Linked DNA regions of Homo sapiens: all the other regions are linked to region 3. Evidence: read pairs that join two places in POLR2A ChIA-PET (ENCODE). Cell type or tissue: Panc1. All regions are shown on one strand. Each heading gives the region's core, and the rest is flanking DNA. Links, peaks and the distances in the headings are about the cores only. Region 1 has its middle 40 kb from the start of BAMBI. Region 2 has its middle 130 kb from the start of LYZL1. Region 3 has its middle 30 kb from the start of LYZL1.

What was found. ChIA-PET counts read pairs that join two places held together with the same protein. Peaks named below come from ENCODE experiments on the same cell type or tissue, not always from the same donor. Only the 100,000 strongest peaks of a DNase experiment are listed, where the experiment ranks them.
Region 1: POLR2A ChIA-PET joins it to region 3 with 16 read pairs; 3 of 35 experiments call an interaction of 5 or more read pairs at or near these places.
Region 2: POLR2A ChIA-PET joins it to region 3 with 14 read pairs; 5 of 35 experiments call an interaction of 5 or more read pairs at or near these places.

The regions. Positions count from the first base shown.
Region 1 is chr10:28,632,018-28,642,988 of GRCh38, forward strand. No RefSeq gene overlaps it. Among named protein-coding and RNA genes, the nearest start is that of BAMBI, 40 kb to the right of the region's middle. In Panc1, for the core only: no CTCF peak of the experiment used is centred there; no DNase peak of the experiment used is centred there.
Region 2 is chr10:29,155,397-29,166,367 of GRCh38, forward strand. No RefSeq gene overlaps it. Among named protein-coding and RNA genes, the nearest start is that of LYZL1, 130 kb to the right of the region's middle. RefSeq lists an enhancer at 4,050-4,725. In Panc1, for the core only: no CTCF peak of the experiment used is centred there; a DNase peak (open chromatin) is centred at 4,856; H3K27ac peaks cover 2,074 bases.
Region 3 is chr10:29,253,963-29,264,933 of GRCh38, forward strand. No RefSeq gene overlaps it. Among named protein-coding and RNA genes, the nearest start is that of LYZL1, 30 kb to the right of the region's middle. In Panc1, for the core only: no CTCF peak of the experiment used is centred there; no DNase peak of the experiment used is centred there; H3K27ac peaks cover 4,038 bases.

The DNA of each region.
Region 1 (10,971 bases), core at 1,442-9,441, 620 kb before region 3:
CCCTGCTCATTTCTAATTGTAAGACTGCGCAAATCAGCTCTCAGAGTGCATGTGAGTTCCTCTTGCCTCACCAGGGGACTGGGTGACCTTCTCTGGCTTTTTTGTTTGTTTGTTTTTGAGACAGGGTTTTGTTTTGTCACCCAGGCTGGAGTGCAGTGGCATGATCTCTGCTTCCTGCCACCTTCCAGGCTAAAATGACCCTCCCATCTCAGCCTCCTGAGTAGCTGGGATGACAGGTGTGGGCACCACCACATCCAGTTAATTTTTGTGTATTTTTGGTAAAGACAGGGTTTCATCGTGTTGCCCAGGCTGGTATTGAACTCCTGAGCTCAAGCGATCCATCCACCTCAACCCTTCAAAGTACTGTGATTACAGGCATGAGTCACAGTGCCCAGCTGCATAAGTTTCTCTGAACGGTGACTGTAAAAACTTAATGAGATCACGTAGGTAATGTGCCAGCCCAGTGTTTGGCCCATAGAATGTGCTCAAGAAATAGTACTTATTACAGCTAGGATAATTGGGTGAAAAGCAGGCATTAGTAAGATAGTGAAGTTTATTTTTCTAAGGAGTTAGCAAGAAATTAAAACAGAAAAACACGTGTAAAGAGACTGATGATATTCATATGGGCCTGCTTAACTCTGAGCTTTGCTATTTTACTCAGGTCACTTAGAGGAATAAAAGAAAGTAAAATTCAGCTGGGAGAAGCCAAGTCTACTGAATGACACATCATTCTTCTCTTTGCCAAAGACAGAGATGCTAGTTAGTGGGTTGAGCACTCACCAATGAGTAGGTGCTCTCTTACCTCTGCAGAACTGCAAGCATATTAATGACTGCTTTGTAACCAATGCCTGGGAGCTTTTTTTTTTTAAACCTTAAGAGGAGGAAACTTGAAAAATCTTCCTGAGAGAAAAGGCAATATAAGTTGATTTCACAGTTAACACCTGAGAGTGCTTAATTTGAACCAGGAATGTGTGCATATGTGTGTGTGTATATGTGTGTGTGTGTGTCTCTTTACTGCATCTTCATTTGTTGCTTTCTACAATTAGAAATCATGAAGAGGGGCTGGGAGCGTTGGCTCACGCCTGTAACCCCAGCATTTTGGGAGGCCTAGGCGGGCAGATCACCTGAGGTCAGGAGTTCGAGACCAGCCTGACCAACATGGAGAAACCCCATCTCTACTAAAATTACAAAATTAACCGGGCGTGATGGCACATGCCTCTAATCCCTGGTACTCGGGAGTCTGAGGCAGGAGAATCATCTGAACCCGGGAGGTGGAGGTTGTGGTGAGCCGAGATGGCACTACTGCACTCCAGCCTGGGCAACAAGAGCGAAACGCCGTCTCAAACAAAAAAAAAAAAAAAAAAGAAAGAAAAAAAGGAAAGAGAAGTCATCAAGAGAATTAACATCATTAACTAGTCACTTGTTTTTGCATCAATGACTGTGTGTTAGGCCGTTCTTACATTGCTGTAAAGAAATACCTGATACTGGGTAACTTATCAAGAAAAGAGGTTTCACTGGCTCACAGTTCTGCAGGCTGTATAGGAAGCGTGATGCCGACATCTTCTCGACTTCTGGGGAGGCCTCAGGAATCTTACAATCATGGCGGAAGGTGAAGCGGGGGCAGGCATGTCACACGGCAAAAGCAGGAGCAAGTGAGATTGAGGGTGGGGGCAGAGGGAGGTCCCACACACTTTTAAATGACCAGATCTCGTGTGAACTCAGAGCGAGAGCTCACTTATCGCCAAGGGCATAGCCCGAGCCATTCATGAGGAATCCACCCCCATGATCCAAACACCTCCCCAGGCCCCACCTCCAAAGTTGGGAATTACATTTCAACATGAGATTTGGGCCAGGGCAAATATCAAAACTGTGTCAGACTGTTTCACGCGCTACATTTCTCTTATCTTTCAGCTTTCCATTCCAGGTCAGTTTGTTTATTTAGCCAGGGCTACCATGCATGACTCAGATAGGAGCAGCTACCCAGCAAGCTGGTGGTGCCCAGTCAATGGTAACGAGCCTCGGAAATGCCCAACCACCTTGTAATGGCAATTACAAACATGCTTCTTGGGCTGAAAAGGCAGATTAAAAGGTTCAATCATTTATCAAATACCTACCATATATTAGGTGGTTGTATATAATAATCTCTATAACCAAACAAAGCCACAACCCTGTGGGGTTGTCATTCACCTGCCCAAGCAGTCATTGGGTGGTTGGGAGGTTAAGCCCGGATTTTACCGCCTATGTGTTCTCTGATACGGAGCCACATCGGAGAGGCTGCATTCAGGGAGTTCTCCTGCCCTTTCTCCTGTTTTCTTCCATCTTTGGGACCAGTTTAATTTCAGTCGTGCAATTATCTCTGAGATTCAGATGTACCTATGAATTAGGAGAAAGGAATATTTTCACAAGAGACTCTAGGACTCACAGGCAGGAGCACAAGCATAGTGGCTTCAACGCCCAAGTGACAAGGTGTCATGCCTATTGGTAAAGAGAGACGGATTTTTTGCTCATTCATTCAAAAAAAATTTTTTTTTGAGACCAAGTCTCGTTCTCTTGCCCAGGCTGGAGTTCAGCGGCGCCATCTCGGTTCACTGCAGTTCGAGATCAAGCGATTCTCCTGCCTCAGCCTCTTGAGTAGCTGGGATTACAGGCGCGTGCCACCATTCCTGTCTAATTTTTGTATTTTTAGTAGAGATGGGCGTTTACCATGTTGTCCAGGCTGGTCTCGAACTCCTGACCTCAAGTGATCTGCCCGCTTTGACGTCCCAAAGTGCTGGGATTACAGGTATGAACCACTGCACTCAGCCCATTCATTCAACAAATATTAATGGAGCAACTACTTATGTGCCAGAAACTGTCCTAGGTACTTAGGATAGATACATCAGTGAACAACAACGGTAACAAACCCCTGCCATCATGAAACCCACAAGCTTCCACAGTGGGGAATAGACAATAAATGGTAAATATAATAGATAAGCCAATTATGTGGTCATTTAGGAGGTGGGAAATGATATAGAGTGGGACAGGATAAGAAAATCCAGATGTGCATGTGGCCAGAAGAACCAACTGCAATTTTAAATGGAGTGGTCAGAATAGACTTGGTTGAGAGGTGACATTGATGCCAAGACTTGATTTGGCCATTGCTAAGGGAGCGTCACAAAGAGGAAACTGCTTGGCACAGTGGCTCATGCCTGTAATTCCAGCACTTTAGGAGGCTGAGGCGGGAGGATTACTTGAACCCAGGAGTTCAAGACTAGCCTGGGCAACATAGCAAGACCCCATCTCTACAAAAAATTTTAAGAAAAAAAATTCAGCTAGACATGCCTGTAGTCTTAGCTACTCAGGAGGCTGGAGTGGGAGGATCGCTTGAGCCCAGGAGTTCGAGGCTGCAGTGAGCTCAGATTGTACCACTGCTCTTGGGTGTGAGGGACAGAGGGAGATGCTGTCTCCAAAAATAAATACATAATACATACATAAGAGGAGACCACTGGCACAAAGTCCCCAGGTTAGAACAGGACTACTAGTGTGTGGAGCAATGGAGTGACCAGTGTGGAGATGAGGAAGAGAGAAGGGGAGAAAGGTAACAGGGCACACATGGTGCAGATGGTACAGGGCCTGGAGGCCTGGTAAGAACGTTGGCTTTCACCCTAAGCAAGATATGCCCATTGGAGGGTTTTGATCATGGCAGTGACGTGATCTAACTTACATTTCCAAGGGCTGTGTCTTGAGAACAGATTGAATGGGGGTGGTGGTGAGGAGAGAGGCAGGGATACCCTTCAGGAGGCTACTGCCGTAACCCAGGTACACCTGCTGGTAGCTTGGACCAGGGCAAGGCAGCAACATTGTGACAAGAGGCAGGGTCCTGGGAGATTTTGAAGGCAGCTCAATAGAACTGCCTGTTGAATGGGATGTATGGTTTCAGAGGAAGAGAGGAGTTGAGGATGACTCCAAGATTTTTAGAAGAATAAAGTTGGCAGTAAGTGAGATGGGAGGTTTCCCGGTTCTGCACAGGGTACCCTATAGCTTTGGTGCTGCATTGGAGGCTGTGGATGGCACAGGTCGCTCTTGGCACCTTGCAGCACCGGGGGCTGTGGGGAGCAGCACAGCATCCATGAAGGGCCCAGTGATCCAATGGAGGGACCCTATTTCCACCTCTAGTCTTGGTCCCTCAAGCCATCGGGAGGAGCAGTGATGTTAGTCTTTCAGAGAAGCTCCTTTAGAAAATGACTGAGTGTGGCCAGGTGCGGTGGCTCACGCCTGTAATCCCAGCCCTTTAGGAGGCTAAGGAGGGTGGATCACTTGATGTCAGGAGTGTGAGACCAGCCTGGCCAACATGGTGAAACCCTGTCTTTACTAAAAATATAAAATTAGCCAGACATGGTGGCAGGTGCCTGTAATCCCAGCTACACAGGAGGCTGAGGCAGGAGACTCACCTGAACCTGGGAGATAGAGGTTACGGTGAGCCAAGGTCGTGCCACTGCACTCCACCCTGGGCAACAGAGCAAGACTCTGTCTCAAAAAAAAAAAAAAAAAAAAAAGGAAAGAAAAAAAGAAAGTGACTGAGTGAGGTTTCAGAGAGCAGGGTCCAGCCTTAGACTGGATATGACAGTGCCCATGAAGCTGCAGGAGTGACCTCCCACGAGGTCCTGTCTGTACCTGCAGGCCTGCACGGACTCAGGGCGGCTTGTGTTGCAAGTGTGCATGGAGCAGGGTTTCTCTATCCAGGCATGCTACTGGGCTGTTCCGGTCAGGGGGTTACTGCAACACCTGCCAAACACACAAAACCAGGCTTGTGAAATAAGATAAAGAACCCACCTTTGTTTTTTGAGCTCTTTTTCAGCCCTCCCTGTTAGACCCCAAAGTCACCCATAAATCCAGTGAGGTTGACTGCTCTTATATCTCAGGAATTCCTGAGTAGGGCAGAGCAGGTGGGACTGTGCTTCTGTAGGCACTGACCACAGGCCTTCATCTCAGCTTAAAAGCCATGAGCATCTTGGGGAGGGCGACCCTGCAGCCTGGTTTGCTTGGCAATGTTCCACTTATGTCTGTTGAACTGGCACCTCAAGTAACCCTAAATTTCCCTCTCAAAAGTGTTTCTATCATGGGTGCAGTGGCTCACGCCTATCATCCCAGCATTTTGGGAGGCTGAGGCGGGCAGATTACCTGAGGTCAGGAGTTCGAGAGCAGCCTGGCCAACATGGTGAAACCCTGTCTGTACTAAAAATACAAAAATTAGCCAGCATGGTGGTGCATGCCTGTAATCCCAGCTACTCAGGAGGCTGAGGCAGGAGGATTGCTTGAACCCGGGAGGCAGAGGTTGCAGTGAGCCGAGATCATGCCACTATACTCCAGCCTGGGTGACAGAGCAAGACTCTGTCTCAAGAAAAAAAAGAAAGAAAAAAAAACCAGTTTCTGTTTGGATGATAAATTACATGGCCACTGTGAGGGTACTAGTACTGTGTGTTACTGGCTGGGGTCCCAGGGTCCTGGTGAGACTCATGTGTCCTTACCCATCGGGCTGCTAGCCTGAGCGGATCACCTGGTCCACACCAGCGAAGATTTCATTGATTGGAAGAAGATCTGAATTAAGCTGTGACTTGTCCTTGCTTCCAGAGGAATTAGTTTATTTATGAGATTAAACTAATCTGCACCTTCTGCTCCAAGGACTTAGAGTCGAACTAGCTGATTGTTATTTAGGTTGAACCAAGCCAACGTATTCAGAAGGGCTGGGGAGAAGACACAGGGGAACGCAGGGAACATAGCCTCTGCCAGGAGCATTGTAGACAAAACAGAGCTTTCCGTCTTGGGGGAAAATGCAAAACCAAAATTGGATTTTTGGTAACTGCTCAGTCATTTCATGTAGAAGGACCACAATTATTTTTTTATGTTTTTGTGAAATGTTTTTTTCAAAGTGGAAAGTTACTACCACTGCAACCACCCCCAATTTAAAGTAAACACATGCTCATTAAAAAAAAAAAAAAAAAAAGCCAGATGCAGTGGTTCACAGCTATAATCCCAACAGTTTGGGAGGCCAAGGCAGGAGGATCGTTTGAGCTCAGAAATTTGAGACCAGCCTGGAAAACATAATTAGACCCCATCTCTACAAAAATAAAAAATTGGACATAGTGGTTCACAACTTTAGTCCCAGCTACTCGGGAGGCTGAGGTGGGAGGATCACTTTAGCCTGGAGTTCGAGGCTGCAGTGAGCTATGATAGTGCCACTGAACTCCAGCCTGGGCAACAGAGCAAGATCCCTGTCTCAAAAAAGAAAAAAAATTGCTTGAAAAATATTGAAATGTGTAAGGAGAAAAATAAAACATCCTTTATTTATTCTATTCAAGGATAACCATTGTTTATATATGTATGTATATATATACACACAGATATATCTCCAGATTTTTTTAATTAGTTAACTTATACAAACAAAATATATCTTTACAAAACTAGAATCATCCCATCCATATTGTTTTGTTAACTTCTCTTTACACTTAACATATAGATGGATATCATTGCATGTCAAGGAACATAGAACCACATGATGATTTTTACTGCCCACATATTATTCTAAGTACAGCAATATCATCATTTATTTCCTGACAACCACCTGTTGTTAGACATCAAGGTTGGTTTTTTTTAAAAGTTTTTTAATTAAAAAAAATTTTTTGGCCTACTTCAGTAAGCTAGTCTGGAGGCTTTTCTTAATTTTTTATAGTGCTTTAGATAACATTCTTATATATGTAACATTACTTGATTGTTTAGTGCTCAGGAGAAATTCTGAGATGCAAAATTGCTAGGCCAAAAGGAATATCTATTTTTAAGACTTTTGACAATGCCAAACTGACCTCCAGCAGTATGGACCAATTAATCTGGCCAGCAACATTGAAGAGAATGCCCTTTGTCACACCCTTTCTGGCCCAGGCACTGTCATTCTTATTATATATTGGTAATCTGATGAGTGAAAAATGATCATATAAAATGTTGACTTTAGGAAACTCTTTCTATAGGGAAGATCCTCTTTTTTTATTGATGTGTGTATTACGAATATTACTTCACAATTTATGACTTGTTTGTTTTGTTTTCCAAGATATTTAATGACAAGAAGAAAATTGCTTACAATTCAATAAGGGGAAAATAGGTGAAAAATTAGTGTTCAAGCTAACCCTCATTATTGTATTGTGATAAAAAACACCTAACGTGAAATCTGCCTTCTTAACGCACTTTTTTTTTTTTTTTTTTTTGAGACAGAGTTTTTGCTTTTGTTGCCCAGGCTGGAGTGCTGTGGTAGGATCTCGGCTCACTGAAACCTCTGCCTCCGGGGTTCAAGCAATTCTCCTGCCCCAGCCTCCCGAGTAGCTGGGATTACAAGTGCCCACCACCATGCCTGGCTAATTTTGTATTTTTAGTAGAGACAGGATTTCACCATGTTGGCCAGGCTGCTCTTGAACTCCTGACCTCAGGTGATCTACCTGCCTCAGCCTCCCAAAGTTCTGGGATTACAGGGGTGAGCCACCACACCCAGCCATTAACACATTTTTAAGTGTATAGCACAGTATTATTTACTTGCATGTTTTTGTAAAACAGATATCCATAACTTTTTCATCTTGCATGACTAAGATGTTATGCCCATTAAACAGCAACTTCCCATTTCCCCCTGCCATCAGCTCCTGGTAACTATTTTACTTTCTGCTTCTATGAGTTTGACTACTTTAGCTGCCTCATATAAGCGGAATTGTGCATGCAGTGTGTGTTGATTTGGGACTGGCCTATTGCATTTAGCATAATCTCCTCAAAGTTCATCCATGCATATGGCAGAAATTTTCTTCCTCCTCCTTCTTCTTCTTCTTCTTTTGAGATGGAGTCTCCCCTGTTGCCCAGGCTGGAGTGCAGTGGTGCCGTTTTGGCTCACCGCAACCTCTGTCTCCCGGGTTCAAGCGGTTCTCCTGCCTCAGCCTCCTGAATAGCTGGGATCACAGGCGCCCACCACCACACCCAGCTAATTTTTGTATTTTCAGTAGAGACAGGGTTTCACCGTGTTGGCAAGCTGGCCTTGAACTCCTGGACTCAAGTGAACCACCCACCTAGGCCTTCCAAAGTGCTAGGATTGCAGGTGTGAGCCACTGCACCTGGCCTTCCTTCTTTTTTAAGGCAAAGTAACATCCCATTGTACATGTATTACCACAATTTCTTTATCCATTCATCCCTTGAGGGGCATTTAGGTTGTTTCCAATTCTTGGCTATAGGGAATAATGCTGCAATGACCAGGGAAGTGCAAGTATCTCTTTGAGACTCTGCTTTCAATTCTTTTAGAATAGCCGGAAACAAGATTGCTGGATCATATGGTGGTTCTAGTTTTAAGCTTTTGAGAAACCTCCATACTATTTTCCATAACAGCTGCACCATCTTACATTCCAACCAATAGTCCACAAGGGTTCCCACTTCTCTACATTCTTGTCAGCATTTGTTGTTTTCTGTTGTTGTTTTTTAACATATATAATGACCATCCAAACAGCAGTGAGGTGGTATCTCTTCACGGTTTTGGTTTGCACTTCCCTGATCATTAGTGATGTGGAGCATTGCTATAGTTTGGATATAGTTGCTTGACACCTCCAAATCTCATGTTGAAACTGGATTTCCAGGGTCAGAGTTGGGGCTTAATGGAAGGTGTTTGGGTCATGGGGGTCGATCCCTCCCTATGAGGGGGTCGGGGGGAGGCTGGTGAGTTCTCAGTCTATTTGTTCCCATGAGAGCTGGTTGTTAAAGAGAGTGTGGCACCTCCTTTGGCTCTCTCTGGCTTCCTTTCTCACCATGTGATCTCTGCACATGCTGATGGGGCTTTGCCTTCCAGCATCAGAGCTCAGAGGAGAAGTGGACAAACTCCCAGCCCCACAGAATTGGGGTCCTGGGTCTCTCATTGACTAGAGTTGCAGTCATGTCATTTAACCTTCTGAGTTTCAGTTTTCTCATTTGTAAAATGCAGATGGAAATATTTCCCTATAAAGCTTGCATGGTTGGTTGTGAGAATCAAATGAGAGAATGTATGCGAAAGTGTTCGAAGAGATATGTGATTGTTGTTGCTATCGTTATTGGTAACAAGTGCTTCACTCCATCCATTTAGTACAGGGACGCTGGATGTTCACAGAGGTGACCCCAGGGAGAGGCAACTGCCACACAGATCAGCAATAAGGGAGGGGAGGGCTCTGGGAGATGCGCAGATGGCCCCCATTCTCAAGCAACTTATGGTCTAGCTCAGTCATCAGAAGATCACACCTATTTTCATTACAGTCTTAGTGTTATAAATATTTGCTAAAAATTATTGGTTAATATATTATGTATTTTTTTAATTTATTTTTTTGAGCTGGAGTCTCTCTCTGTTGCCCAGGCTGGAATGCAGTGGGGTGATCTCAGCTCACTGCAGTCTCTGCCTCCTGGGTTCAAGCAATTCCCCTGCCTCAGCCTCCTGAGTAGCTGGGATTACAGGACTACAGGCATGCGCCACCATGCCTGGCTAATTTTTGTATTTTTAGTAGAGATGGGGTATTACCATGTTGGCCAGGCTAGTCTCAAGCTCTGGACCTCAGGTGATCCACCTGCCTCGGCCTCCCAAAGTGCTGGGATTACAGGCATGAGCCACTGTGCCCCACCAACATATTATGTATTAAATAGCTCTGTTAACCAGAATCATTGGTCTCTTCCCAATTATACCATTCTGAAAGAGCTTACTGTCTTGCTGTTTTCACTATTTGCTTATTAAAATACAACTCTTCCCTACTTCCTACTAAAAATCTTGGAAGAGGTGTTTCTCCATCACTGTCTCGCACCAGGAAGAGTAAAGTGATCCAGGAATCACAGGGGTTGTTCAAGAGGCCAAGTCACCAACAAAGCCAGTCATGCAGGTGGTTACGTAGGAGGCAGCCCCACAGAGCCCCATAAACTCAGAAACACTGAGGTCGGTCTGTCCCACACTTAGGAAGCCCTTGCCATCAAGGAAGGGGAGAGCCACACTCAGCTTTTAAGTAAGGAAGCCCTTATATGCTTATAAAAAAGAAAAAGATGGGAGGGAAGTTGTAGGGCAGATTAAAAAACGAGAAGATAGGGGCCAGGCACAGTAGCTCACACCTGTAATTCCAGCACTTTGGGAGGCCGAGGCAGGTGGATCACTTGGGGTCAGGAGTTTGAGACCAGCCTGGCCGACATTGTGAAACCCCGTCTCTACTAAAAATACAAAAATTAGCTGGGCATGGTGGCACATGCCTGTAATCCCAGCTACTCAGGAGGCTGAGGTAGAATTGCTTGAACGCAGGAGGTGGAGATTGCAGTGAGCCAAGATCATGCCATTGCACTCCAGCCTGGGCAACAAGAGCGAATCTCTGTCTCAAAAAAAAAAAAAAAAAAAGAGAGAAGATAGGAAGAAAATCAATGTCTGCATTCAGCTCCTTCTCCCCTCTCCCCTCTCTGCTCCTTTTTGTCTCATTTAGCCTCCGCACCTACCTCTTTCTTCTTCTACTAACACGCTCCTACTCACTGGAAGGTGGAAACTCAAGCAATTAACATTAACACATGAATAAATGACAGATGTTTTTATAACCCAAATTTATAGAACGTGCTGGGGAACTATCTTGAACTCAAGGCTTTGCGCTTCTTCCTTTTTCCAGGAAGCAGCCCTTCTTGGGCTTCTTACCTCCAGCTGTTCTGCCAAGAAGTAAAATCAGTATTTAGGCTGTGTGCAGTGGCTCACACCTGTAATTCTAGCACTTTGGGAGGCCGAGGCGGTTGCATCACTTGAGCCCAGGAGTTCGAGACCAGCCTGCACTGCATGGCAAGACCCCGTCTCTTCAAAAAAAATACCAATATTAGCCAGGTGTGGTGATGTGTGCCTGTAGTCCCAGCTACTCATGAGGCTGAGGTGGGAAAACGAGGATATAGTGAGCTGTGATTGTGCCACTGCACTTCAGCCTGGGCAACAGAGCAAAATCT
Region 2 (10,971 bases), core at 915-8,914, 99 kb before region 3:
ATAATGAAAAAGATTCATTATCTCCCAAAGCATTATAACTGAATATGCAATAGCATAGAAGTACCATGTAAATCACATCCTAGCAGAGATAAAAGGTTTAGTTCTACCTGTTCCTTTTCCAAAGGGCGTATCAGATTTCCTATTGTGCCTGAAATGTGTATATTTGGTACTCAATACTGAACACATGATGCCTTAATGACACAGCATTTTTGACAGCTATTCCCAAAAGTAGGCTGTGTCTACCTAACTTCCAAGGAATTAAATTGAAAATTGTTTTCAAGCCAATCAATCTGTTGTTTGATGTTACATATGACAAAGAGCTTCCTGAAACTAACCAATCGTTTGATAAAATAGGCTGGCTTTTAGAGTCATAAATATTACTACAGTGTCAAATTGTTCCTTAGGAGGTAAAATTTTAAAGTTGTGGGTGTTAGACTAGCTATTGATTTGTTCAGGTTAGTAAAGGGACAAGAGTTGAATGGGCTGGAGGTAGAGGCTATTAGGGAAAAGAATTAGTAAGAGATTACCTGGACTTGTCAGACAATCCAGAACAAAAAACTGTTGACCAACATTGTACAACAGCACATCTTTTTCTGAGTATCCCAAACTTACTAGAATATCATGACAGTCACTTTACCAGGACTTAGAGGCTGGCAGGGGGTAGAGGGTTGGTGAATGGGAATCCAAAAAAAAATTCCTTAATTATACTATCAAAATCCCTCCTTTTTTCTCTGTCTTGGACCTAAAGTTTCTGCAAGGTGAGAGAGTCTAATTAAATTTCTCACTTCCCTAAGACTATAGTCTTTTAGCTCTGCTATGATCTGCTCCCACAATGGTCTGGCTTAACTTGCATTTTTTTGTGGGGGGGAGACAGAGTTTCACTGTAGTTGCCCAGGCTGGAGTGCAATGTGCAATGGCGTGCAGTCCTGGCTCACTGCAACCTCTGTCTCCTGTGTTCAAGTGATTTTACTGCTTCAATCTCCCACGTAGCTGGGATTACAGGTGCCTGCCACCTTGCCCAGCTAATTTTTTGTATTTTTAGTAGAGACGGAGTTTCACCATCTTGGCCAGGCTCGTCTCGAACTCCTGACCTCAGGTGATCCACCCACCTCAGACTCCCAAAGTGCTAGTATTACAGGCATGAGCCACCGTGCCCAGTCGACACCTGTGAGTATTACAACTACAGAACTCTCTAAAATCTTAGACTGTTAGAATGGGGCATGGCCTTTGAGATTGTTTAATCCAGAAGGTTTCAAGCTATAACATGGTAGTGCTTTTTAAGCAGTAAAATCCTTTATTTAAAATAAATCCCACTCAGCCACAATCTATAAGAGAGTTCAGGTTGGAGATGGCCTGGTTGAAATTAGGGGGTAGCTGGGTCAAGTCTCACTGGTCCTCTGTCTTGATTCCCACATCCTTGAAATTCTTTCAAAAATCCAACAAATCACCAGAAAACTGTTTGCAAATTTAGAGTTGGAAACCTCAACTTCAAGATCAGAGAGTGCCTTAAAAGATCTGGGAGTGCATTTGTGTCAGAGGCTGAATAGGGCCTGTCTTGGCTTCATCCAGTCCAGAATGTGTAGCTATTGAACTTCCAGCTCTCCTAAAGAAACTCCTCACTTCTTCCCGAAGTCAGACTGCCCATGTTAGCTACTTAGCAACTCTCACTCAGTACAGCACCCAGGAATGTATGGAAGTCTCCTGTCAGGAGCAGAGGCCTTCCCCTTACCATGCAATTTACCTAAAGAGCCTACTTTGGTTCTTCATGCCAAGACTATTGGGCTGAGAACTAGCTGTTACACTCTGGCACCCAAGTGTAATTACTGTATTCACTTGGATGATGAAACAGAAACAAAGACAAGAATCTGCCAGATCCACAGTGTGATAGATTAATTTGAACTCTATCAGCATGTATGGAGATTCAGGGACTTCATTGTTTAGCTACAGAGCTCTTTGCAGAGCTTGCATCTGTTGGTCATCTGTGCTGCTGTTTGCAGCCATAAGCTAGGCATCTAGGCAGATGTTGGACAATGCCGGCCTATGTAGCCTGGCCTTCATTAGTGCCATGAGGAGGAAATGCATTGCACTAATGTTCATAGCAGTGGCTGAAACCCCACAACAACACCCTGGATGCTGCCTGGGAGTGGCCCAGGCAATGGTGGAAGAACAGGACATACCAGGGCCCTGGGACACAGGAAGCCATTGTGCCTTAAGCCCCAGAGCTCTCTTCCAAAAGGGCCCCACACAGAAGGCATTGTTTCAATGCCCTGAACACGTCTACAGCCCATTCCAGCTCATGATAATAAGCTAATTAAAACTTTAAAGCTTAGCAAAAAAATGCTTCACAGTCTCTATGTCTCAATAAAAGACCAGGCTACAGGGCTCTGAGTGTGAACACATGCACCGTCTACTCAAAGCTGCTCCTACTCAGAGCCTGCATGTCCTTCCTTCCTGGTGAGCAAAAGGCATCCCAGCTGCCTGCTTTAATGCACAGATCCATCCCTACCATATCTAAGACAGCTGATGTCCTCAATCAAATGTGACAACTGAGGATATAGCCAAAAGAACGCATTGAGTCAGGTGACCCCCCTGGGCAGTGTGGACCCCATCATAGAGAGCTAAATGGGCTTTATGCGCTGGGCTCAACAGGACTTGTAGGAGCTTGTTTAAGATTCCCAGGAAGGAGACTGAAGCCTTGCAAATGGAAAATGGGATGGAGAAACAGGAGCCACATAGACATCGGTGTACAGTTCTTAAGTCTGCAATAAATAATAACCGCTCTATCTACACTGCCAGGCCCCAGAAGGTTCCAAGTCTCCTGAATGTCCCAGGGGCCTCTCCTTCCAACCTTCAGGAAGCTTTTACACCAAGATGATTCAGTTCTCCCTTTATGAAGGCAGCACAAACTCAGCTTCTTCTTAGAAGAGGCAGGAAATTGGGGATTCTCTAAGGGCACTTTTAGAAAATTGAACATAGAACCTTTTATTAGCGAATGCATAGTCGGCTTTAGCTCTCACATTCATCAGAAGCACTTCAGGGAGAGAAAATTAATGATAATCCTAAGTACATAATGACTTGCTGGAGACCAGAAGCCTCCACTCTGATGGGTCTGACTGGAGCTTTGCCCCCACAGTAATGAAAGATGCCGCCTGTGAGCTTGACCTTGGCTTGGTTCATGCTTCAGAGTAAAGCGCTGCAAAGTTGGTAGGGACTGCTTAATCTCTTTCCTGGTGACTGAAAGCAACTTAGATTGGGACCATTGGGAATAGTGCTGTACTTGGTTATTTTAAAAAAGACAGAAAGAAACTCTTTGCTTTCAATATTTCTTTCCAGTGTAAACATAAAAGCTCACAGAGCCCCTAGGAGAGTAGTACACAGGGCACAGAAAAGCAAGTTATTGTGCAAAAAAAAAAAAAAAAAAAAAAAGAAAAAAAAGAAAAGGGTGCAGCCTTCCTATTAAAAGCACATTGGTTCAGTAGTACAGCTAAAGACAGAAATCAACCATACCCAGCCTAGTGTGTCAGTGAAATTGATGCTTTCTATTTTTCAGAACATGAATTGTGCAGCTATTACCCAGCAAGACACTTAGAAGTGGCTTTGCAATGTCATGCCTTTCTCCTCGATGCTGACATGGGGAGTGATTGCTTTAATTCACTCCTGGGTACCTAGAACTTGGTTGGGTGGCTATTGTTCCCAGTAGAAGGTGTCCAGGTTCTTGGCATCTTAAACAAAGAATTGATTTGGACAAAACGCACAAACAAAGCAAGGAAAGCAAGAGTAGGGATTTATTGAGAAGGAAAGTACACTCCACAGTGTGTGGGAGCGGGCCCAAGCGTAGGGGCTCAAGAGCCCAGTTACAGAATTTTCTGAGTTTCAATACTCTAGAGGTTTCTGTTTAGTTACTTGGTGAATTTCTTTTTTTTTTTTTGAGACAGAGTCTCGTTCTGCCTCCCTGGCTGGAGTGCAGTGGCGCGATCTCAGCTCACTGCAACCTCTACGTCCCACGTTCAAGCGATTCTTGTGTCTCAGCCTCCAGAGTAGCTGGGACTACAAGCAGGTGCCACCATGCCTGGCTAATTTTTGTATTTTTAGTAGAGATGGGGTTTCACCAGTTTGGCCAGGCTGGTCTTGAACTCCTGACCTCAGGTGATCTGCCTGCCTCGGCCTCCCAAAGTGCTGGGATTACTGGTGTAATCACCAACCTGGCTGCTTGGTGAATATTCTATGTAAATGAAAAGAAAGAAGTGAAGTCACAGAGTCATTTACTCAGAATCTGCCCTATTGTAAATGGAGAGGCTGTTACTTGGAGTGTGTGGTCTATGTAAATGGAGAGGATGAATGTGAAGTTACAAAGTGTAAATGGCGGGACTGGAGAGGAGGAAATGAAGTTACAAAGCCATTCACATTCCTGTCATTGCTGAAGTGCTTTCATTTGATTTAGTTCTAGGAACTAAAGGTGTGGATGGGCCTTATGTTCCCTGCCTCCGGGCCCTATTCTCCTGCCTCAGTTATCACACATTAGACTTAGTTGTTATTTTTCTTTTTTCGATTCTCACTAAGGTGTAAATGTCTGATATCAGAGTTTGTTTTCGAAATTGGAGAGGAAAAGGGGGAAGACGCCTGTGTCTCACCCAGGCCCCTGAAATAGGAGCAAGAGCTTGGTGGAGTCCTTGGAAATTGTTTAAAGGGGAAACTGGAGGCAGGTAGAAGGCTTCACAGTTCTGTTAAAGTGGCCCTCACTGAGGTGTTGTGCTAGGAAGAAAAGACCTTGGGCATAACAAAGCCACATCCCAGACAGCCTGCAGCACACTCCTGTTGCCAGAGCTGGTGACTCACTATGACTATCCTTGTGGTTTCTGCTGGGCAGCTGGGCTGGGCCATTTAATGTTCATCATTAATTACTGTTGTCTCGATTCTTGTCATTAGAGTATCAACAGGTTTAAAATGAGCCTGAGTTTTTTATGTTGAGATCAAAGGCAAACCAGTTGGGAGATGGTGGGCAGAGGGGTAGGAGAGAGGAGGGCCGAGTAAAGGGTGTTTCTGGGATTTCCACTGCTCCGGGGTAGGGTTGACCCCACCGTGGTACAGAGACACCGATGGGTTGTTCAGCAACTGAAGCACCAGCTTCCTCAGAGTCACTCTTGCCAAGAGTCAGGCGATGGCTTTATCTGGAGCCTCACAATACTGGTCACTTACTCCTTCCAAAGGCGTGAGGCCTCTGAGGTTAGAGAACCAGCATTTCACAGAAGGGAAGGAGAGGGGAATGATGGAGACTTCACCTCCTCAGGGCAGAGTCCAGTGGCCAGATGAGTGGGAAGTCCTCTGATCCACAGCCCTTGCCCTCACTTCTTCTGGTTTCTGGAAGAGCACAAGTAGAGCTGGCCTGTCCCTCTTGAGTCATAACAGGGACCAGAGAACCTTTTGCTAAGGTTGTCCACTGTAGGTGCCCCATTCATGCCTCTGTACAGTGCCCACTTCTCCTTTCAGGAACTTGGGTGCTCTTGGACATGGCTCTTTCTTGGCCTGGTGTCCTTGAATCCCGCTCCCCCAAAAGCTTGTAAAGCTCTTTTGATGAGAATCAGGGGTCACCAAACTGGCTCAAGAGTATAACTGGAGTGAGGGGGCTGTGTGAGGATGGGAGCAGGCTGTCAAAGGCAAAAGCCATGCCATTTGAAAGGTAGCCATCTGGGTGCCATAGCACCTGCATTCTTTTAAAATATATATTTTAGGCCTGGTGCAGTGGCTCATGCCTGTAATCCCAGCACTTTGGGAGGGCAAGGAGGGTGGGTCATGAGGTCAAGAGATCAAGACCTTCCTGGCCAACAAGGTGAAACCCCGTCTCTACTAAAAGTACAAAAATTAGCTGGGCTTGGTGGTGCATGCCTGTAGTCCCAGCTACTCAAGAGGCTGAGGCAAGAGAATTGCTTGAACCTGGGAGGCAGAGGTTGCAGTGAGCCAAGATCATGCCACTGCACTCCAGCCTGGTGACAGAGCGAGACTCCATCTCAAAAAAATATATATATGTGTGTGTGTGTGTGTGTGTGTGTGTGTGTGTATAATATTTTGGGCTGTAATCAGTGGCTCATGCCTCTAATCTCAATGCTTTGGAGGCTAAAGTGGGAGAATCACTTGAGGCCAGGAGTTCAAGACCAGCCTGGGCAACATAGCCAGACCCACATTTCTAAAATAATTTTTTAAAAAATTAGCTGGATGTAGTGGCATATGCCTGTCATTCTAGATATTTGGGAGGCTGAGGCAAGGGGACCTCTTGAGCCCAGGAGTTTGAGGCCACAGTGACCTAGGATCACAACACTGCACTTCAGCCTGGGCAACAGAGCAAGACCTCATCTCTAAAAATATATAAATAAATACACAAATAAATAAATAAATATTTTATTGATATATAGTTTTATGCATAAAATAGATAGATTTTAAGTGTAGAGTTCTATAGTTTTGACAAATGTATCCAAATTACCAATACTCCAAAGAAGATCTAGGACATTTCCACCCCAAGAGTTTCCACCTGTCCTTCCCAGCTCCCCCATCCCATCCCAGAGACATCATTGTTCTGATTTCTGTTCTCCACAGCCTTTGTCTACCCAGGTAGACACTAGTGGTGGAACGCTTGCATCCCATACCCTCACATCATGGAACTAGCCCTCCACCCTCCCCCTTCTCTGCCAGGCGCATGTTGATACAGCTCTGAAGAGTGGAGGAACACCAGGTTCTTCGTCTGGAGTCAAATTAGATAAAACGACGCGGACACACTGGAGTGGTTTTAAGAAGCGGAGAGTTTAATTGGCAAGAAAGAAGGGGAAAGAAAGAAAGAAGAGGTCCCCTGTACAGAGACAGAGGGAGGAGGTTTCCAAAGCTGAGAGAGGGAATCCCAAGTGTGGTGGATACCAGCCAGGTATATGCAGAGGCTGGAGGAGGCAGTGTCTGATTTGCATAGGGCTTAGGGGATTGGTTTGATCAGGCATGACATTCACATAGCCCTTGAAAAAGCTGGCCCTCCCACCCTAGCCATTTAGTACGCAAATGCAGGCGCCATGATGTTCTACACACGTGGGGATATGTGGGGGCGGCCATGTTGCCAGGAACATGTGGATCAAAGTCAAGAAGGCCGGGAATCGCCATGTTTGGATGGACCCAGTTTCTAATGGCTGGCATTTGAATAGCAAAGGTTGCTGACCTGGCTTTAAGAGCTGCTTTAAGAATGAAAACTTCCCAAGGACCCCTTTTTCCTGTCTATCTGCCTAAAATAATTTCTTAATAACTCCTACAACAGCATTTACTTGAATACACCTGTTGTGGGGGCAGAGTGTATAGCAGAGGTGATAAAAGAGGAGGAGAAGAAGCTCAGAGATGAGGATGGTAGCTAAAGTGCCATTGATCTGCCTTGGGCAGGTATTAAGCTGGATTCCGAGTAACCAGGATGGGAGAGGAATCTTGCTGGATTAAGGAGTGTTTTGTGTAGAGGAGGAGAGAAGAAGGAGGATAAAAATTTGTCCCTAAGACAGGAGGCAGCCTGGCCTCAGAGAAAGGCTCTGGGGTTGACAGCCCTGGCATTGCAGACACACTCACTAGCTCTGTCATCTTGGGATGCTTCCAGCTTTTGTGTTGGTGAATTGAGGTAATCATTTGGACTGTTAGTTAGGGGTGTTATGAAGTTTAAATGGGATAATGCAAATAAAACACCTATTGTAGGGCCTGACACATAATAGGTATTTCATATGTGATAGTAGCTGTATTACTGCTGCCAGGTAATCCCAGTTCTTAGTAAATGCTTTTCTTTTCTTTCTTTTTTTTTTTTTTTTTTTTAATTGAGACAGAGTCTCACTCTATTGCCCCGGCTGGAGTGCAGTGGCAAGATCTTGGCTCACTGCAATCTCTGCCTCCTGGGTTCAAGTGATTCTCCTGCATTAACCATAGTACAGTTCCATTTGGCCAATAAAATGACGAATTATTCAGAAATTTACAGGTCCTGTTTTTAATTATGCAAAAAGTCATTATTAAAGAGTGTTTTGCTATAACTAGGAGCTGAGCTTCCTTTAAACTTTTATTGCCGCAGTAGGCTACCAAGTGAAAAACAAAAGAAAACCAAAATAAATGGACATAGTTCAAATCACAGCAACAACAACAAAAAACAATAAATAAAACTCCAAACCCAAGTTAAGCACTTAGTCACTTCATCATCAAATAAGACCAGGGATACTGAATTCAGATGAATAGAACCGCTTTGGATAAAAAGATGGCACTGACCAAGTCCCAGCCCAAAGTGTGGGCCAAACCAGACACAGCTGCTTGGGCACATAGAAAGTTTTCTAGATGTTGTTTTGATTTTATGTTCAAAATTCAGAGGGAGAAAAAAAAGTTGAGCCCACTGTAGGGTGGGAATCACCAGGTTACCTGCAGCCAGACACGGTGAAGATGATACATGGACACTAAAACACACAGACAGAAGAGTAGCTGGGTGTGAGAAAGCCCAAGGAAGAAGTTCCCAAGTAAGAAACATCCTGGACAGGATGACCTCAGAGTTTCCTTCCAAATCTGGAAATCCCCAGTTCTCTGTCCAGCCCTCCCAGCCCTCAGGGGAGCCAGGCAAACACAGTGAGAGATGGAATGTCATCTATGACAGGAACATCTGTAAGAAAGAGGCACTTTTCATTTTCGATGAGGCAGAGGGTTACAAGGAAGGGTTAGGGGACCTTAGTTTCTGGTTATGATGTAGAAAGTCAAAAGAAGCTGTCTGCCACTCTTGCCCTAAAAACCAAATCAAGAAGAATCAGTGGGACAGGAGAAATCTACTTTAGATGGTAGGGAGAAACCCTTCAAACTTGTAAGAAAGTTTTAATGGCTATGTGTGAGATAATGTGAAAAATTAGAATGTCAAGGAGTTCTATCCACAGAGCAAATCTGTATCCACTTATCAGCTTTTTAATGTAGGTTTTCACCAAGTTCATGGGTGGTTATGTTAAACGCTGGGACCAGATAGCTTAGAGAGATCCTCACAAAGTATGATGGGTCTTCCCCAGGTGCAAGGCAGCCGATGTCTAAAGGTGGAGGACAGACCAGGAGAGCAAAGAGAAAAGCATCTAAGGCACTATGGGCTTTTAATGACCAAAGATTAGGGAGGGGCAGGCACACCTTGCTTTCAGATTTAAGAGGAACAGAAATTTGAGGACAGGCACAGAGAGCAAAGAGAGGTCATTAGTGATCTCTTTGCAGCCAGGCTGTAAGGCAGAGGGAGATCTCCTATGGTTTGTTGGAAAAACTGACAGCTTTGTGTATAACACAAAGAAATCTGTGGACTTTCAAGTTTTCACATTCTAGAACCTGCTGAAGGGGAAAAACTTACCTCTGTCTCAAAACATTTGAAGCCAGTGGGAAACTGAATCAAACTAAAGCTGAAACAAAGCTCAGACCCAAACTGACACCTATCAGATAGAGTTAGCCCTCCAGTCTTGAAGCCTGGCAAAAGAAAGGGCATGACATTTCTTAGGAGTATTATTTATTCCCCTTTCTGGTGTCCTTTTATATAAAATATCTGTTAGGCAATAAAATTTGGGGGAACTTTGAGATGAAAATAAACATTAACCATAGTCAAGAGAAGAAAGAGTCAATAAAACACACCTAGAGATAGTGTAGACAGGAATTTTAAAATATCAATAAATATGCTTAAAGGATGTAGTGGAAAAGGTAAACATTGTAGGAAAACAGATGAGAGTTTTAGTATAGAAATAGAAACTATGAAAAAGAAGTAAAAGAAATGCTAGTGAGATTTTGCTTCTGATTGAGATGGAGTAATCATGACTTGATTAACTCTTCTGTGTGAAACAAATGAAAAAAAAATCAAACAATAGCAAACAATGATTTCCAAGACAATGGGCATTAAACAACAAGAGCAGTGATGCCTCAGACACAGATAATAAAATTGATGAATCCTACAAATGTTCCAGTTTATTGCCTTGTAACAGATTCCAGGCTGTGACACAGAGAAAGAGACCCAGCTGCAGCCCAGAAGACTCCTGAGTTGAAGAGATGGAGTGGAAAGTCTGGGATACCAACTTAGCTAGAGTGTGTAGGACAGAATACCAGAGAGGGAAATTGAATAAAGAAATAACTCTGGAGAGCTACAGAGAGTCTCCATTAAGTATCAGGGAGAATATTGATCAGTGCATGTCTATGCATTCTCCTGAGGCTTGGAGGAAAAAAAATCACCCCAAAATATTAGAAGGAATAGTAACTGGTGCTCATGTAGGGATAAAAATGATGTTTTCCCCCCACAGCCTAGAGAAGAAAACCTTATACATCACACTTGGTAGTGTACCTATATATTAGTGACCTTGGGGTATGATAACAAAATACCACAGACTGATTAGTTTAAACAACAGAAACGTATATTCTCACAGTTCTGGAAGCTGGAAAGTCCAAGATTCAGGTTCTGGCAAGGCTGAGTTTCTAGTGAGGGCTCTCTTCTTTGGCTTCTAGAAAGGCACCTTCTTGCTGTGTCCTCATATGACACCAACCTCTGGTGTCTCTTCCTTTTTTATAAGCACAAGTTCTATTGGATCAGGGCTCTACTTTTATGACCTTATTTAACCTTAATCACTTCCTTAAATGCCCTATCTCCAGTACAGTCACATGGGGGTTAGCACTTTGCCATATGAATTTGGGGGAGACACAAGTCAGTCCATAGCAAATTGGAATAGTCTTGTCTCAGAAGTGGGTAATAAGTAGGTCTAGTTCTGAGTAACAAAATTTAGAAGTAAGAACTGAAAAGTTCAAACTGTTTCTGAGTAACACAGTTGTATGCTAGAAGTAAGGTCAGGAATATTATAGGTGTACAAAAATGTACAGAATGCAATGAGGTAAAATTCATAGTTCTCACAATAAAAAATTACCAGGCATGTACAAAAGCAGAAAAATATAACACATAGTGAAGAGATAAATCAATCAATCAAAACTGAC
Region 3 (10,971 bases), core at 1,424-9,423:
GAGGAGAACCTGAATAGCAAATGAATCTTGACAATTAGCTTCTTCAAAGCAAACTTCCCATTCATCCACTTCCACAGCTTCTGACACCCCTTTGGAGTGAGACGTGTATGTTCTCCTATAAGTCACAGCACACCAGCTCAGAGTTACCAAAGCTGATTCTGCTTTGGAAACCTTGAACAAAAAGAAGAAAAAGGAGAATATAAGGAGAAAGAAAGGGAGAAGGAGGAGGAGAAGGAGGAAGAAGGGGAGAAGGGGGAGAAGGAGGAGGAAGAATAGAAGGAAAAGAAGAAGGAGGAGAAAGAGAACAGGAGGAGGAGGAAGAGGAGGAGAGGGAGAAGAGGAGGAGGAGAACAGGAGAAGGAAAACAGGAGGAGGAGAACAGGAGGAGGAGGAAGAGGAGGAGGAGGATGGGGAGGAGGAGGAGGCAGCTCAAGAGCCTGCCATTCCTCAGTTCTTTTTCATAGAAAAACAGAAGGAATAAGAGAGAAGAAGAGGGAGAAGAGGAAGACCTTAAATCCCCTTCTTTCCTTAAAAATTTCTGCAAAACTTGGCCTGCAGTAAATATGCTCTGTCCCAGAAAAGCTCTGATCCACACAGTTAGATTGGCTGCACGGAAGGGAACTTCCCCAGACATTTTTATGGGGACCAGAGGATAGATAAGCTCCCTGCATGCTCCCCACCCCCAACTTCCCCAACCCTTGCACTGCTGGTTTTTGTCAAAGATAGTTGTAGTTACAGCTCATTAATCATCCGTCACCCAGACAGACTCTGACAAGAATGCTGATAGCATCAGGGCCCCCAGGGAGCAGACCACAGAGGCAGGACGAGGGGTGGGGGTGACGTTCTCTCCAGCCTGGCCCAAAAGGCCACCAGCCCCAGAGCCTGCCATTTCTCAGCTCTTTTTCACAGACTGAAAGCTCATGCCTGACTCAAGCTCAGATCAACTGGGCGAGATCGCAGACAATGGGTTCTTTGCCACCTGAATAGTAACAGCACTCCCAGGCCATCTAAAAGGTCGGCGTAATTAAAACAACCAGAAGCAGTTGGCGTCCTTTGTTAAAGGCATTCACTGGGGCTGGGCATGATGGCTCATACCGGTAATCACAGCACACTGGGAGGCTGAGGCGGGAGGATTGTTTGAGCCCCGGAGTTTGAGACCAGCCTGGGCAACATAGGGAGAACTCACCTCAAAATTTTACAAAAAGGCATTCACTGTGGCTGAATTGTACTCTGGGTCTGCAAATTAGTTTTCATTTATCATTACATCAGCAGTGTGATTCTGTTTCTGGATGCCAGCTGGAACCATCTGTGATTTAAATAGCGTGTATGCACACACACACTCATATATTCAGAGAAGGATGTACATCCTTTATATATTAACCCTAATTTCTGAACCCAACACTGGGACATCTGGTATGATAAGCAAAAGTAATATTGTTTTATCTGGGAAAAGTTTATATATCAAAGAAAAAATCAGTGGATAAAAAATTGAAATCCAATGCACCCCAGACGAGGAATTTGGATAAATATTTTCTTCCCTTCTAAAGAGATATACCAATATTAAAATCATGTCAGAGTAAGACCCAGCTCTAGTTTTTAAAGAGAAGCTTCTTAATTTGTTCACAAGTATCTGTAAGTTGCAGAGAGGCAAAATGTATTGCATTTTATAGGTGAAAATTTGGAGGCCATAGAGATTGGATGCCCACTTCATGTCACTTGGGGAAGTCTCATTCTGTGACACCCCATTTAATACAAATTCCATTAGCCACCCTGTCAAAGACACTCATTTCCTTCCTCAGACACTGACTTTAATGGATGTAATGTCACATTTTGGCATCTGGAAGACCTTATTTCCTTTGCCAGTCCTCTCTGTTGGGGAGATGTAGGGAGAGAGGGAGAGAGCCTGGACAGTAGGGGTTGTGAGGGGTTGAGATGGTGAGCTTTGTTTAATGTGCTCAATTGCCCTGATTTGGGGGTCAGGACCCACTACTCGAAGTTAGCTGGGATCTTGTAAATTTTCTGAATCAGACTAGGAGGGTCTTGTGTGACTCATGGCATGTTTCCATTTCCAATTAAAGGAAAGATTTCAGGGGTGCCTGTAGCTCAACTCCTTCTTTTTGTTACCCCACCTTCTCCACGAGCCAATCTAATTTCCAATTTATGAACCGTGTGTCCTACGGAAGGACCGCAAACTTCAAGAGGGTTTCGCCCACAGTCCCACCTACTCAGCTTTACTAAATGTCATGAAAAGTTTGTTTCCAAGCAAATCCCAGTAATTCATGTAATTGAAACACACAGAAGCTTGTCTAGAAACAGGAACATTGACGGAAGATGTTAGGCAAAATATTAAGACAGCCAAAGCTGCTTACTGAGATGTGCAAGTGACTCGCAGGGGGACAGACATGCCACTTCAGCACCAGAAGGTTTTAATTTAAACAATATGATTCCATGACCACCACCCTTACCCAGTCTTCCGCCTTCCCACACCTGAACTCCAAAGAAGTTTGAATGCAAGGGGAATTTAAATAAAAGTGTTCAAAGGAAAAGGCATTGAGAAACGCTCAAGTGGACAAGTGTTTTGTTTGTTTTTGTTTTGTTTTTATTTTTGCAGAGGTTTTCAGAAATGTAACTTTCATTAGTGCCCATGTGAGCTGTCCTGCCTAAAGCCAGCTATTGAGCAAGTTGAGTAAATCCCCCTAAGGTAGGAAACAAAGTCCTCTCTCTTTACATTAAAAGGAAGAAAAATTTAACAGCAGAGTCCAGACATACCACAAGGCTCGCTTCATAAATAAAGGGTTTTATTTAGGAGATAAGGTGAACTCTGGGGATCTGTAACAGTTCCTTTCTGTGAGATAAATGCTATGGCATTTGTAGAAAATAAAACTCTCAGAGAAACCAAGACTTTTCTTGTCAAAACAAGGAGATTATTTTCTAGCAACTAAGTTCATTCTCTTTGACCTTGCCTGCCATTAGGGTAAAGGAGATAATAAAAGAGAAAGGGGGAGATTGAATCAGATAGCTAATGTGCAAAGAGAATAAGACAGATATTTAAATATTTCTGGAGAATTCTGCTCCAGTGAGATGCTTTTAGAAAAAGAAAAAAAAAAAAAAGATGCATTCTCCATTGCTCCCAACTGGATTGCAGAAATAGCACAAGATTACTTGGAATCACGTTTTATTTTTATTTACGATCTGGAGTGGGAGGTGATACACGAGGGCTGACTCCTACTCCACAGCTGCACTCTCCGGGTTCTGGAGCTGAAGACATGGCGTGCTCTGGGGGGAAAGGTTAGCGCTGAGAACACATTGCTGTTTCTTGCTCGGATGTGCTGGCAAGAGGGGCCCTGGCTTTGCCTTGTAAAAGTAGCTCCGGAGCAAACCATTAGCACATCTAACCTCAATATTTTGAAATCCAGAAACAACATTGAGTCATGCTGGTCATACTATAAAGTTTTACTGCATTTTTTTAAGAAACAGAGTCAAAAACAAGCTGGGGATCATGTGAATTATCTCTTTACATGTGTCAAGCCCAGGAATTTGGCACATGGATCAAAATGATGGAATGGAGCAGGGAAGCCACCAGGAAAGTGTCATTAGAGGAAAAATCACCCTGGCTCCCGGGAATGCATGGCACTTTATCAGGCGGGGTGCCCCTTGTCTTAACCACATACCTGGCACAGTGTCTGATCTTTGGAAAACTACAGCTATAAATACCCTTCGTCCTGTACTAAAAATAGAGACTCTTTAATGTGAAAGAAGCCAGAGGAAAAAAGGATCTAGTGACATCAATGTGTGTCCAGTGTCTGTGTCATCCTGGCCATGTCTCTGTGAGATGGTGAAGCCAGGATCTTAGTGTTTTCAGGAGAAAAATGAATGAATGAACTAATCCCCTTCTGGAGAAAACTCAGGATGTGTTGATGACTGGAACTCCTTGTCAACTTTTCCCAGATGCTTTCATGAGTTCGAGGTCAATCTTTTCTGGGAACAGTCCAGCAATTTCACCCCAAGTGTCAACTTTGTAAAAATACTCGGTAGACAAGAATCCAGGAATGGTTCCTTAATCTATGGCACCCAAGGCCAAGAGAGCAGACAGTTTTCCCAGGCTGCTCAGGGTTGACTTTACTAAACCGACCATAATTCATACTAACACCTTGAATAATGAGGAGCTCTAAACACATGAGAAAATCCAATAAAGTATTTTAGAAGACAAACAAGAAGACTAGCAGTAGACTTGCAGTGCCAGGTGCTATTACAAAGCTGCAGTAATTAAACGAATATGCCAGTAGCCCCAGAATGGACAAAGAAGTCAATGGACCAGAGTAGAATGTTGAGACCAGATCCCCCCAAATTCAGTATCGTATGATAAAGGTAGCAAGGTCATTTAGAGGGGAATAGATGATTACTAAGTTGTGCCAGGATAACAGGTTGACCCTAGAAAACACGAAGTTAGAGCTTTACCTCATGGTTTACACCAAAAGAAATTCCAGATGGACTAAAAAAAAAAAATAAGGATTTAAAATAAAATCATCAAAGGAGAAAATTTAGTTGTTTGTATAGCTGTTTTACGAGAAGAGAAGGTTTTCTAAGCACGACACAAGAGGTAGAAACCATACTAGAAAAAAACGACCAGTGGGGGATGCAAAACAAACCTTCTCTACATCACACACACACACACACACACACACACACACACACACACACACAGAGAGAGAGGAGAGAGAGAGAGAGAGAGAACAATGTGTAAAGGAGGTGAACATGCAGTTCATAAGAGAAGGCATACACACAGAAGATAAAACCACGAAAAACCTCACTAATAATCAAAGAAGGGAAAATTAAAGCCATCTGTTATGCCAGGCATGGTGGCTCACACCTGTAATCCCAACACTTTAGGAAGTGGAGCCAGAGGATCGCTTGAACCCAGGGGTTCAGGACCAGCCTGGGTGACAAAGCCAGACTCTGTCCCTACAAAATAAAAATAAAAAAATTAGCCAGGCATGATGGCATGCGCCTATAGTCCCAGCTTCTCAAGAGGCTGAGATGGGAGGATCGCTTGAGTCTGGGAGGTCAAGGCTGCAGTGAGCCATGATTATGCCACTGCACAACAGCCTGGACAACAGACTGACACCTCATCTCTTAATAACAAAAGCCATGAGTTGTTATTTGGTTCTTATCAAATTGACAAGCATTTAAAATAATGCTAATGCCCAGATTGGGCAATGTAGAAAGGCAAACCCTCTCATACCCTGTGGGTGAGAATATAAAATGTGTTCAAGGTTTTGTAGTTATTCTACTGTATTTGTCCTACTGTATTCTTTTCTAAGATAATTTTTGAATGATCACCCTTCTCTAATATAAAGCTCATGGTGCTGGTATGAATGACCCAAAAGTCCAGATTGAAAGGACAATTCAGTGACATCAAAGCCATTTTCCTGGTAACTGGAGCACTGGAATAGTCCTGTGGCCATCATATGTTGTGGTTGGGCATGGCAGCTACCGCTGGCTGGCTGTCCCAACCACCATGTGTGAACCTCTTCCTCCTAGTTCATTCTGATCATAAAAGCTATAAAAATCTCAATACTTACTTTCCACACCTGTAGCCGTGGTTGACCATGTGATGTGAATCTGTACAAAGAGTTGTAAAAAGAAGTTTGTTATAGCTTCTGGGACAGTCTTTGCTTTTGTCTCTGGGGGCACTTCTTTGTTTCTTCCCAACGTGACTGAGGAGGTAAAGCCTGGAGCAGGGGCAGCCATTTTGTGACTGTGAGGCAAAGTCAAGAATATCATAGAGACTTTAGCCCCAACACTGAGAACCTTCTTCAGTCCTCAGTTTTCTTGTTGTATAAAAAAAAATGAACCCATATTTGTTTAAGATAACATAAACCTAGCTCTCTACTACTTGGTAGCAAATAGCATTTTTAACTGATTGAGAAGTTCACAACTGTTAGAAAACATAACATAAATATACAATATATGTTAAATCCCTTAATACATAAAAATGGGGAAAGAGTATGCATTTAGAAGACATTTGGCAGAGGCACATTTTTATTTTTTTAATAAGCATACTATTTGGAATAAGATGCTTACATTCTAGCAATATCGTTAGCTCATGAACAGCCATGCCTGAACATTCTGGATGAATAATCTTTCACTAAATATCTAAAAAGCTTTTAAAATAAGTCTGGTATTAAAGTAACAAAAAATAATAGAAACAAAATATACATTCAAGAATGTTCATTTTAACAGTATATTGTCAAAATAAAAAGGGAGGAATTCAAAAACCTAGGTGTCTAACAATAAGAGATTGGTTAAATGAATAATGGTAAATCTATAAAATGAAGTCATATGTACCCATTAAAAATAATGTTGTAGAGGAATATTTATTGGTATAAGAAAATTGTCACCATATAATTAAGTGAAAAAAGAACCTACAAGATAGAATAAACAGTACATAATTATTTCTGTTACTGAAGACTGAGACCACCTTAATCTTGCTTCTCATTGCATTCCCAGTGCCTAATACAAAGCCTGACACATACCAGCGGTGCTTTTATTTTTTTTTATTTTTTTGAAACAGAGTCTCTCTCTGTTACCCAGGCTGGAGTGCAGTGGTGTGATCTCAGCTCACTGCAACCTCCGCCTCCTCAGTTCAAGCAATTCTCCTGTCTCAGCCTCCCGAGTAGCTGGGATTACAGGCGTGTGCCACCACGCCCAGCTAATTTTTGTATTTTTAGTAGGGATTGGGTTTCACCATGTTGGCCAGGCTGGTCTCGAACTCCTGACCTCATGATCTGCCCACCTGGGCCTCCCAAAGTGCTGGGATTACAGTTGTGAGCCACCAGTCCTGGCCTTAATTTTTTTTAATGAGGCTGGGTGTGGAGGCTTATGCTTACAATAACACTTTGAGAGGCTGAAGCCAGGAGTTCGAGACCAGCCTGGGCAACATAGTGAGACCATGTCTCTACAAAAAATTTAAAAATTATCTGGGCATGGTGGTGCACACCTGTAATCCTAGTTACTCAGGAGGCTGAGGCAAGAGGATCACTTGAGCCCAGGAGTTCGAGGCTGCAGTCAGCTATAATCACACCACTGTACTCCAGCTTGAGTGACAGAGCAAGACCCTGTCTCTAAAAATATGTATATATAAAATGTAAGTGAAAATTGCATTAAATGAATTAAAATGTGAAATATACTACATTGTTGCTAGTGTTTTTCTTTCTTTTTGCTTTTAGCTTTGAACATATACATATATCCTTTTTCATATTTTCCACTGATTTTTGCATTCAACATCTATGACTTTTTTAATTAGGAAAAACTTAAAAGACAACTCATGAAAGGAAATTTTCTTTTCTCCGATGCCGCTTTTCACCATTGTATCCAGAAAGGGTATGCAGACTTTACTACCTGAGGCCCCTTCCTGACATGTGTGGTCTTCGCGGGTGTGGAAGTGAGCGTGCGCCAGTTTGGAGCAGGCAGGCTGATTCCTCAGGGCCATGCTTCTGCAGGGACGGCCACAGTCCATGGCTTTCCCCATTGTCCACTCAGCCCTGGCCCTCCCAGGGATCTGCCAGCTGATCCCCGGCTGCTACTGACTCCCCACTGAGGGGCCACCAGAATCTCAGCCTTTCTGTGTCACCACCCTCCTCTCTCTATACCTCATGATCTATGTCCTCTCATAATCTATTCTCTGCTTGACAAAGTGACAACAAGCTATCATGAACAGATGTTATTGTTGTTGTTTTTGAGACAGGGTCTTACCCCGTCACCCAGGCTGGAGTGCAGCGGCATAATCATAGCTCACTGCAAGCCTCAGCTTCCTGGGTTCAAACAATCCTTCCACTTCAGCCTCCTGAGTAGCTGAGACTACACGCACATGCCATCACACCCAGCTAATTTGATGAGGTCTCACTGTGTTGCCCAGGCTGGTCTCGGACTCCTGAGCTCAATCGGTCCTCCCACCTCTGCCTCCCAAAGTGCTGGGATTATAGGTGTGAGCCACCATGCCCAGCCTGTTTATTTATTTTTGCTTTTTAAGAATTCCTTCCCAGGGTAGTATTTGCAGCAGAAAATATACCTGGTATATCTGAAATTTAGCTAAAATGGCAGAATGTGATAGTGAAGTTGCCCTGTGGAGGCTCTAGATGGATTTCAGGTTCTAAGACATTGGGTTGGTCCCAAGTGTGAAGTCCAGACCAGGTCAGTTCCTGAAGGGCAAAGGCAATTTTAATGGAATTGGAGTAGGACCATGGAAAGTCAAAACACATTCTGCCCCCTTGACCCTATTTCTACCATTGCTCCTTTGAAGGTAGCTCTTTTGAATGTGCCAGTGGAGAGAAATCTCATTTCCCTCACTGACAGAGGTCTAAGACCTAGAGGACAGTATTGGTTTTTCTTCTTCTAGAGAGCAAGTTCAGACATTGCTGGGAACACCAGCTGCTCAAGCCCATCCTTTGCCTCTTACTGACCTTTCTCCATCTGCCTTTTCACCCCAGACTCCCTGCACTCGACATTTCCCAGTTATCACTCAAGTACTAATTGTCAAGGGGGGCCGCCTCATGAAAACCCCACTCTTGCCATCAATATTACTTTTAAAAACACTCCCTACACACCTGACCCTTCTCCTCCTTCCAACTCTGTGGTTACAGGCAGTAAGAGTTTCCACCGTTGCCATGGTGCCATTTTGGAAATCTTGCACCTTGGAGCAGAAGAAAATAAAGAAATATTTCAAAAATGAAGGAAACAATCAAGGTGGAAAGAAGAGGAGCAATACAGGGATGCTGGGGAGAGGGGATGAGTGGCATCTGGAATTCTGCCAGGTGTTGGTAAGGAGCTCTCTCAAGGGTTTCATAAAAATGGCCCCAAGTCACTGAAAGTCAGCCAAACACTTGGCCATCCCAGGGCCTCTCAGCTTCAGCAGCAGCCAACTCCACTGCAGCAGCCATCTAAGGTTGAAAAGGGACAGAGACTTGAAACTGGTAGCAACTGATTGCCCAGAGGAGAAGGAGGAAGAGAGAGAGAGAGAGAAAAGGAAAGAAAGAAAGAGAGAAAGAGGGAAAGAGAGAAAGAGAAAAAGAAAAGAAAAGAAAGAAGGAAGGAAGGAAGGAAAGGGAAGGGAGGGAGGAAGGAAGGAAAGAAAAGAAAAGAAAGAAAGAAAGAAAGAAAGAAAGAAAGAAAGAAAGAAAGAAAGAAAGAAAGAAAGAAAGCTGTTTGTTTCTTCTTCCACTCTCTCAAATGCTGGCCACAGATTACATACAGCCTTATGAAAAGCCTATGGCTTCCCATCTCACAGAGAAAGAGAGAAGGGGAGGGAGGGAGGGAGGGAAGAAGGAAGGAAGGAAAGGGAAAGGAAGGGAAGGAAAAGGAAGGGAAGGGAAGGAAGGGAAGGAAGGAAGGAGGGAGAGAGGGAAGGAAGGAAGGAGGGAAGGAGTTATTTGTTTGTTTCCTTCTTCCACTCTCTCAAATGCTGGCCACAGACCTACAGCCTTGTGAAAACTCCATGGCTTCCCATCTCATGCAGGCAAACCTGGTGAAAATTCCCCACACTCCTGTGCTCCACCTCTGTTCCCAACCCATGGCCCAGCTGTCTGCCCATGTGACACTTGTCCAAGGTGCTCTCATGTGAACAGCGACTTCCGCCTACAGTTCCTGGTCTTCTCTCTGCACCGTGCTATCCTCAGGGAAGAGTTCCCATGAGCTGCACCCTGAAAACAGACTTGAGAAGGGTGGGGGCCTCGTCATGGAGTAGAGGTACAGACTTTTCCTCCAGCGGCCATCTAATAAGCAGCTACTATTGAGGGCGTTATGCTGTATGCCGGGGCAGAAAGATGAACAAGGCATGACTCTTGCCCTCAAGAGGCCGACAGACCAATGTGCCCAGTTGCCATGTCACAGCTGTCTGTGGACACAGGCCCTTCTCAAGGAGGAAGATGCCAAGGTATAGAGCAACCGAGCAGACTGCTCATGGGGGTGCAAGGTTAACAATTCTGGTTCATTTCTCATGCCAACGTTGAATTAAGCAACATAAATGGAGGAAGTGGGAAATGACACCAAGAAATACTAAACCTGGTTTTCATCTCCTCTTGCCTATTTTTAAAAAATATGTGTTATATGTTTATACACTGTTGGTGGGAGTGTAAATTAGTTCAACCATTGTAGAAGACAGTGTGGTGAATCCTCAAAGACCTAAAGACAGAACTGCCAACCCAGCAATCCCTTTATTAGGTATATACCCAAAGGAATGTAAATCATTCCATCATAAAGACACATGCATGCATATGTTAATGGCAGCACTATTCACAATAGCAAAGAAATGGAATCAACCTAAATGTCCATAGATGATAGACTGGATAAAGAAAATATGTTACATATACACCATGGAATACTATGCAGCCATAAAAAATAACAAGATTGGGCCAGATATGGTGGCTGACGCCTGTAATCTCAGCACTTTGGGAGGCCAAGGTGGGTAGATCACCTGAGGTCAGGAGTTTGAGACAAGCCTGGCCAACGTGGTGAAACCCCGTCTCTACTAAAAATACAAAAATTAGCCAGGCATGGTGGCGGGCACCTGTAATCCCAGCTACTAGCGTGGCTGAGGCAGGAGAATCACTTGAACCTGGGAGGCAGAGGTTGCAGTGAGCCAAGATCGCGCCACAGCACTCCAGCCTGGGTGACAGTGGGAGGCTCTGTCTCAAAAAATAAAACAAAAAAACAAAAACAAAAAAACAAAAATTAGCCAATCATGGTGGCAGGCGCCTGTAATCCCAGCTACTCAGGAGGCTGAGGCAGGAGAATCACTTGAACCCAGGAGGCAGAGGTTGCAGTGAGCCAAGATTGTGCCACTGCACTCCAGCCTGGGCAACAGAGTGAGACCCTGTCTCAAAAACAAACGAACAAAAAACATGAGATCATGTCCTTTGCAGGAACATGGATGGAGCTGGAGGCCATCATCCTTAGCAAACTAACGCAGGAACG